Regions from separate parts of the Homo sapiens genome. Here region 2 is linked to region 1. Evidence: chromatin contacts called from ENCODE Hi-C or POLR2A ChIA-PET data. All regions are on one chromosome and are shown on one strand. The core of a region is the stretch at or near the end of the contact, and the rest is flanking DNA. Distances in the headings are between cores, read along the strand shown. Region 1 overlaps MCM10 (minichromosome maintenance 10 replication initiation factor). Region 2 has its middle 28 kb from the start of PHYH.

The links. Hi-C counts contacts between places; a loop is a spot of excess contacts on that map. ChIA-PET counts read pairs that join two places held with the same protein, here RNA polymerase II (POLR2A). Pooled maps may share reads with other maps.
Region 2: a pooled map shows a loop between it and region 1 (2.2-fold over the local background). The contact joins two enhancer-like sites. A Hi-C loop is called at or near these places in 5 of 37 single-sample maps with no recorded cell type and 2 of 50 pooled maps. POLR2A ChIA-PET finds 5 or more read pairs at or near these places in 5 of 52 experiments (GM12878, H1, T-cell and 2 more).

The regions. Positions count from the first base shown.
Region 1 is chr10:13,183,405-13,187,220 of GRCh38, reverse strand. MCM10 (minichromosome maintenance 10 replication initiation factor) reads right to left here. Exons shown (of 20, transcript NM_018518.5): 9 at 941-1,057. Among named protein-coding and RNA genes, the nearest start is that of MCM10, 24 kb to the right of the region's middle. Within about 2 kb of position 2,345, at least 2 of the 41 ENCODE cell types and tissues checked have a DNase peak (open chromatin) inside an H3K27ac peak, as active enhancers do.
Region 2 is chr10:13,270,055-13,273,683 of GRCh38, reverse strand. No RefSeq gene overlaps it. Among named protein-coding and RNA genes, the nearest start is that of PHYH, 28 kb to the left of the region's middle. Within about 2 kb of position 1,988, at least 15 of the 41 ENCODE cell types and tissues checked have a DNase peak (open chromatin) inside an H3K27ac peak, as active enhancers do.

The DNA.
Region 1 (3,816 bases), core at 1,096-3,595:
CCATTATATGAAATGTCTAGAAGAGGCAAATCCATAGAGACAGAAAGTAGGTTAGTGCTTACCAGGGGCTGGGGGAGAGGAGACTGGGGAGTGATTGCTAGTGGGTACTGGGTTTCTTTCTGGGGCAATGAAAGGGTTCTGAAATTACACAGTGGTGATGGTTGCACAGCTCTGTGAATGTACTAGAAATTACTGAATTGTTGACTTTATTTATTTATATTCTTTTTTGGAGACAGAATCTCACTCTATCGCCCAGGCTGGAGTATAATAGTGCGATCTCAGCTCACTGAAACCTCTGCCTTCCAGGTTCAAGTGATTCTCTGGCCTCAGCCTCCTGAGTAGCTGGAACTACAGGCGCCCACCACCATGACCGCCTAATTTTTGTATTTTTAGTAGAGATGGGGTTTCACCATGGTGGCCAGGCTAGTCTCAAACTCCTGATCTCAGATGATCTGTCCGCCTCGACCTCCCGAAGTGCTGAGATTACAAGAGTGAGCCACCACACCTGGCCTGAATTGCTTACTTTAAAAGGGTGAATTGCATGGTATGTGAATTATACCTAAATGAAGCTATTATTTTTTAAAAAGCCCTAAGAAAAGGTATAATGGAGTTAAAATATAGGCTAAAATACAATTTTCATTGTATTTCATCATGTTTGCTCTGTGGAATTACAAGAATTAAAGGCAAACAAAAATTCTGTCTTAAACTTCTTGGTCAGATAAAAGATCACTTTCCTAAGAGGTTAAATCCCCTCACCTTTCCCCTGCCCTCACTTTTTTAAACTGGCAGTTATTAACCACACATTAAATTTTCTCATTTTGACTCTTCCTTTAAGTGGGAAACTCAGTTCCAAACTGGTCATCACAGCTAAAGCACCAACAGTTTATTCCTAACTGTTCTTTTCTTTAGCAGAAACCATCCTAACAAGGCTGAAACCAACCAAATTCACAGTCTGCGTGCACGGCTCTCCATTCTTCTTCTTGGCTTTACAGGTTCCCAGGTCAAGAGCTTCACCCATAATTAAGACCTTCTGAGGATGATCGATAGATAAACACACCTGTAAGAAAAGGTGGGGCAGGAGTTAAAGGCGGACAAAATTATGGCCTTTTATTAGCAGGAATAGAAAAAAGAATGGTTGGTGCTGATTTAAGAAGGTTATTGCCAGGCGCAGTGGCTCACACCTATAATCCTAGCACTCTGGGAGGCCGAGGCAGGTGGATCGCTTGAGGCCAAGAGTTTGAGACTAGCCTAGGCAATGTGGCAAAACCCTGTCTCTACAAAAAACCACAAAAATTAGCCAGGCATGGTAGTGCGTGCATGTAGTCCCAGTTACTTGGGGGGCTGAAGTGGGAGGATCACTAGAGCTTGGGAAGTCCAGGCTGAAATGAGCTGTGATCACACCACTGCACTCCAGCCTGGGCAACAGAGTGAGGCCGTCTCAAAAAGGAGAGAGGTTTTAGTGGTCTAAAGGAATTTGAAGCCAGGGCTCTATAACCGTTTTAGGAACAGGGATGCAGAAGGCACCTTCAGTTCTTTTCCCATTTTCCATCCTTTCCTTCATCTTTGCGATTGGAATCCTGATTTTCTCTAGGCTGGCTGACTTCTCAGCCTCAGGTCATAGATCCTGTTCCCTGTTCTCCCAGCACTCCTTAGAGCTAGCATTGGTTATGTGATAAGTTCTAGATGCTCAGACATAAACAGGAGTTGGTAGGGAAGCTTCTGCTTTCCTGACAAAATGAGTTAGGAGGCTGGCTCCCCCTTCCTCTTCACTTCTTGCCTTGAATGGAGATGACTGGAGGGAGACAAGTCCCTCAAGGGCCTTGCTGAACTCAGCTCTCTCCCTTCTTGTTTGCAATTCTCTTCTTGGACAGACTGTACCAAGAGGGACTGTCCTGAATAGCTCGGGCTTTGTCCTCACCCCTCCTAGGACAAGATCTCTTACAACACTTGAGCTCAATAAGCCAAGTAGCCTCCAGGTTATAAAACCCAGATCAGGGTGCTTTCATAATCCCTCCGCTGCAGGGTGAAGAGAGCCATGAGCAGACAGGACTCTGCCTGCCTGGAGTGCCTTGACTGAGTCTTGGTGGACTGGCTCAACCCAGATCCTAGGCTTCTGTGGAGTCTCGCTGCCTAAGGTGCTTTGCCCAATTTGTGTGTGCTTTGTCTCCCGGATGCATACTCCTGTAGGCAGGCTTGTGCAAAGCTGCTGGTAGCTTGGTTTATGCTGAACCACTGGCAGCTGGGTTTGTACAAAGCTTCCAGCCAGATCTGGGAACCTACCAGATCTGGAAATAGTAGAAATTGGCAAGGTGTTTAGAGCCCTCCCACAGGACTGGTAAACAGTGCATGGTATTCCTCTCCAAGAAACTGGCACCCTTCCACGGTATGCCAATTCACAGTGATGGCTAGAGTTTCAAAGGCATCTTGTGACCAGGAGAGAAAGGCTGAGACTCACAGAGATGTCACTCTTAAATCACTATAGTGTTTAAATCTGAATTTTTTTAATATGTAAGAAAAATAAGCCCCACTGTTTATTGTTGAAAAGAAACTATACTTAAGTTTGTTTGTTACTTGCAGCCAAACACATTCCTAACCAATAGAGGAAGATTTGTTGCCATTCTCTGGTGAAAGCAAGGAATGAGATAACATTTTTCTCACTTCTCTTGAAAATAATAATCTGACTACAACAGAGTAAAGCTCCATGCTGGGTCAGAGTAGAGAAACTGCCAGTTGCTATTCACACTGTGTCTAGATTTGCAATTTCCTAGAGAAGCAGTAGGTAGTGCCAAAACTCTAGTATTTGAGAAGATGAAAATTCACTTTGATTTTAAACTGCAGCTATGGTTGTCACAGTCAACGGAGCAAAATCCCCTCAACTATAAAACACTGCTTTCTTGATGCCACCATAAAAATTTATATAAGGAATCATGCTGGGCACGGTGGCTCACACTTGTAATCCTAGTACTTTGGGAGGCCGAGGCGGGTAGATCACTTGAGCCCAGGGGTTCGAGACAAACCTGGGCAACATAGTGAAACCCTGTCTCTACAAAAAACACAAAAATAGGCTGGGCGTGGTGGCTCATGGCTGTAATCCCAGCACTTTAAGAGGCTGAGGCAGGTGGATCACCTGAGGTCAGGAGTTCAAAACCAGCCTGGCCAACATGGTAAAACTCGTCTCTAATAAAAATGCAAAAAAAATTAGCTAGGCATGGTGGCACATGCCTGTAATCCCAGCTGCTGAGGGTGAGGCAGGAGAACCACTTGAACCTGGGAGGTATAGGTTGAAGTGAGTCAAGATCACGCCATTGCACTCCAGCCTAGGCAACAAGAGCGAAACTCCATCACATACACACAAAAAAACCACAAAAATTAGCAGAGCATGGTGGCATGCACCTGTAGTTCCAGCTACTCAGGAGGCAGAAGTGGAAGTATCACTTACGCCCAGGAGACGGAGTTTGCAATGAGTCAAGAACACATGACTGTACTCCAGCCCGGGCAACAGAGCAAGACTCACTTTCAAAAAAAAAAAGAAGGTATGAATCCAAGGAAACCTGAGTACAATAGTTCAAAAACTCCAGGAACTTTGTAACTAATTTGAAAAGATGGAATAAAAGTAGTTGTTACAAAACACTTTAGAATAGGTGGAAATTCAGAATACTGATGGGTAATGAATGAACAAAAAATGAAAAGCCAGATTCACGGAGACACAATCACATAAAAGCATGACTTATTTTCTGGAGGTAGACTAATACAAACTTTTTTCTTTTCTTGTCTTTTTTTTTGAGATGGGGTCTTACTTTGTTACCTAGGTTGGAG
Region 2 (3,629 bases), core at 739-3,238, 87 kb before region 1:
CTTCCAAGAGTGGTCTCATTGATCATAAAACAAATCAAAAGAGATTCTGCTACGTATTCAAACAGTTGTTGGCAAATGACTGCGTCAGTCATCTAAACCATCTTTTAATCCCAGATAATTTCCCCTCCCCTTCTCTGCCACTCTGGGACAGGAATTGATGATCGGATATTTCTTTTCTCTCCCTGCCCTTTATTTTTTTTAGAAACAGGCTCTCACTCTGTCACCCAGGCTGGTGTGATCATAGCTCACTGCAGCCTTGACCTCTTTGGCTCAAGCTAGCCTCCCACCTCAGCCTCCTGAGTAGCTGGGACCACAGATGCACACCACCATGCTCAGCTAATTTTGTTTATTTACTTATTTTTTTGTAGAGACAGGGTCTCCCTATGCTGCCCAGGCTGGTCTCAAACTTCTGGGCTCAAGCGATCCTCCTGCCTCAGCCTCCCAAAGTGCTGGGATTACAGGCATGAGCTACCCACACGGTTTTTGCTTTTTTATTGTTTTATTTTATTTTTATTATTTCCTTACTTTCTGGCACTACAAGGTGCTCCAGGATTATTTTGTATCTTCCTGCCCTTTGTCCTATAATGAGCCATTTCTCCAAAGAGCCCTGGTTCTACCTGTTGGGAACTGTTGGAAACCAAGATCTGGGCTTGAGATGCACTCTCAATGTGCATTGTTACCAAGCTCGTACAGTGATTCTTAAAGCGCTCCAAAACTGGCGATCCCCTGGCCCAGCATCTCTGGAAAGTCACAGTCATTCAGAGACAATAGTGCTCTGGCCTGGGGAGGTTTATATTTGCTCCGAGAGATTCCAGAGTCTTGCTTGGGCCTCTGAAAATTTCAGACCTACCTTCATTCTTCTTCAGGCTTGGCATTTCTTGGAACACGGTGTTTGTTGGGGAGGCAAAGAAACAGGACTTTTTGCATTGATTTAATTTTGATTTGAAGCACGTGAAATTTACTACTCGTTTAGAAGCTAAAATAACATTTTAAAATAAAATAACGGACAGGAAGAAATTGGGAGTGATTTGGGGGCTGGATACCCAGCAGGACAGGCCACACTGTCTCCCAGCCTGTTTGGGTATTTCTGCCTTCAGTCAGAAGATGCAACCTTTTTCCTGTCAAGAGCCAGATAGTAAATATTTTCAGCTTTGCAGCTGGGCCATCTCTGAGGCAGCTGCTCAACTGTGCCGCTGGAGCAGGAAGGCGTCCAGAGACAACATGTAATCCAACATGCGTGGCTGGGACCCAATAAAGCTCTATTTACAAAAACAGGCATCCCGCCAGATGTGGCTCGGAGGCGCTAGTTTGCCCACTCCGCTCTAGATGAATGCACAAATTCAGTAAAGCCAACACGTGCCTTGTCCCTTGGCAGGAGGCACCTTGCACCACTGAAGCGATGCTTTGGGGGCCTCACACCTCGCAGCTTCTGAGAGACGGGCAGGAAGTTTCTGCTATCCTCCCTTCCTTGGTGCGGAGAAGAGCTTGCTTACCTGTGACATGCAGCTGTTTGTTTTGTTTCCTCGATGTGGCCAGTGTTTAATCTGGATTAAGTTTACGGCAATGTGTTAAGCCCACCCCACCACCCCACCAGATCTCTCTAGTGTAACTTGCAACCCACGAAGGACCTACTTTGGGCTGTGGTGGGAGATGATATTTTCATGGATTCCATTTAAATGTACCTATCAGTAGCAGTCAGAATCTCGGTTGCGAGCAACAGAAACTGCCCTTGACCGTGAGAAACAGAAACTGCCCTTGACCGTGAGAAACAGAAAACAGATGGTGTCAGCAGGCTCTCTGGGGCTCGGGGACGTGCTATGAGTGGCGCTGGGGGGCAGGGCACAGCACAAAGGGGCAGGCTAGGCCAGTGGCTTTGGGGATAAGATGACCTCTACCCCCACCCCTGTCCCTGGGCCTCCTGATTCGTAGTCAAAGCACCGGGGACAGGCTCTTTCAGGCAGTGAGAGCCACATGCTGCCTCCTGGTGGCCGCAGAGGTGGGGAGAGGGAATATGGGTGAGAATATGCCACCACCTCCCCCCAAATCACACATCAGAGGAAACGAGATTGCCCCAAAGCAAGATCAGGTTACAAAAAGGAAGAAGATAGCCCCAAACACTGTGTCCACTGCAACACAGGTGCACCGAGCATTGACCCACACACCTGAATTTCATAGTTTAGCTGCATGGAGAGGGTAAAATCAATTCTGAGAAGAAAGAAGGGAAGGGCTGTGATGAAGGTCACTGCACCAGGAGAAGGGAGTCTTCCCTGAGCAAACGTCCACTTCCCCAGTCCTGGCCTGTCACCCTGTCTCGGCTCCTACATGACACAGACTCATCACCTGGTGTTAGGTCAAACTCTGGGACCCACCCGGTGGTGACCCATCATTGATATTAATTTAGTGAGTCACAACGTCAGTTTTGAAAAAAAGAACAAAATAGAATAAAATGAAAAAAATGCAAAAGATGAGAGAGACTTGCACATCGTAAGAGAAAGTGATGCTTCGATTTCCAATGTGCATGCTCATTTGGGATCACAACGCAAAATAAATTTGTTACTGTTGGGTGTAGTCAAAAAGTATGAAGTCCACTAGTCTAGATCATGACTCACACTGTAGGAGTTGGCTCAGGCTGTCATAAAAAATACCGCAGACTGAGTGGCTTTAACAACAGACATTTATTTTCTCAACTTTCTGGAGGCTGGAAGTCCAAGATCAAGGTGTTGGCACAGTGGGTTCCTTCTGAGGCCTCTCTCCTGGGTTTGTAGATGGCTGTCTCCTGTCTGTGTCTTCACATCATCTTCCCTCTGTGTCTGGGTCCAAATTTCCTTTCTTATAGGACATCAGTCATATTGGATTAGGGCCTATCCCAGTGATATGGTTTGGATCTGTGTCCCCACCAAATCTCATGTTGAATTGTAATCCCCAGTGTCGGAGATGGGCCTGGAGCAAGGCAATTGGATCATGGAGGCCGAGTTCACGAGTGGTTTAGCAACTTCCCCTCGGTGCTGTTCTCGTGACAGTGAGTGAGTTCTCCTGAGATCTGGTTGTTTAAAAGTGCGTTGCACCTCACTCTCCCTCTTGTTCCTGCTTTTGCCATGTGAACTTTATTTTATTTTTTTTTTTTTGAGATGGAGTCTCGCTCTGTCACCCAGGCTGGAGTGCAGTGGTGTGATCTTAGCTCACTGCAACCTCCACCTCCTGGGCCCAAGTGATTATACTGCCTCAGTCTCCTGAGTAGCTGGGTTTACAGGTGTCTGCCATGAAGCCCGGCTAATTTTTGTATTTTTAGTAGAAACGGGGTTTCACCATGTTGGCCAGGCTGGTTTTGAACTCCCAACCTCAGGTGATCCGCCTGCCTTGGCCTCCCAAAGTGCTGGGATTCCAAGCATGAGCCACTGTGCCCGGCCAACCATGTGAACTTTCTATTCCCACTTTGCCTTCCACCATGAGTTAAAGCTCCTTAAGGCCTCCCTAAAAGCAGATGTCACAGCGATTTCTGTATAGCCTGTGGAACTGTGAGCCAATTAAACCTCTTTTCTTTATAAATTACCCAGTCTCAGTTATTTCTTGTGGTTGATTTTGTTGTTGTTGTTGTTGTTGTTGTTTTTGAGACGGAATCTCACTCTGTC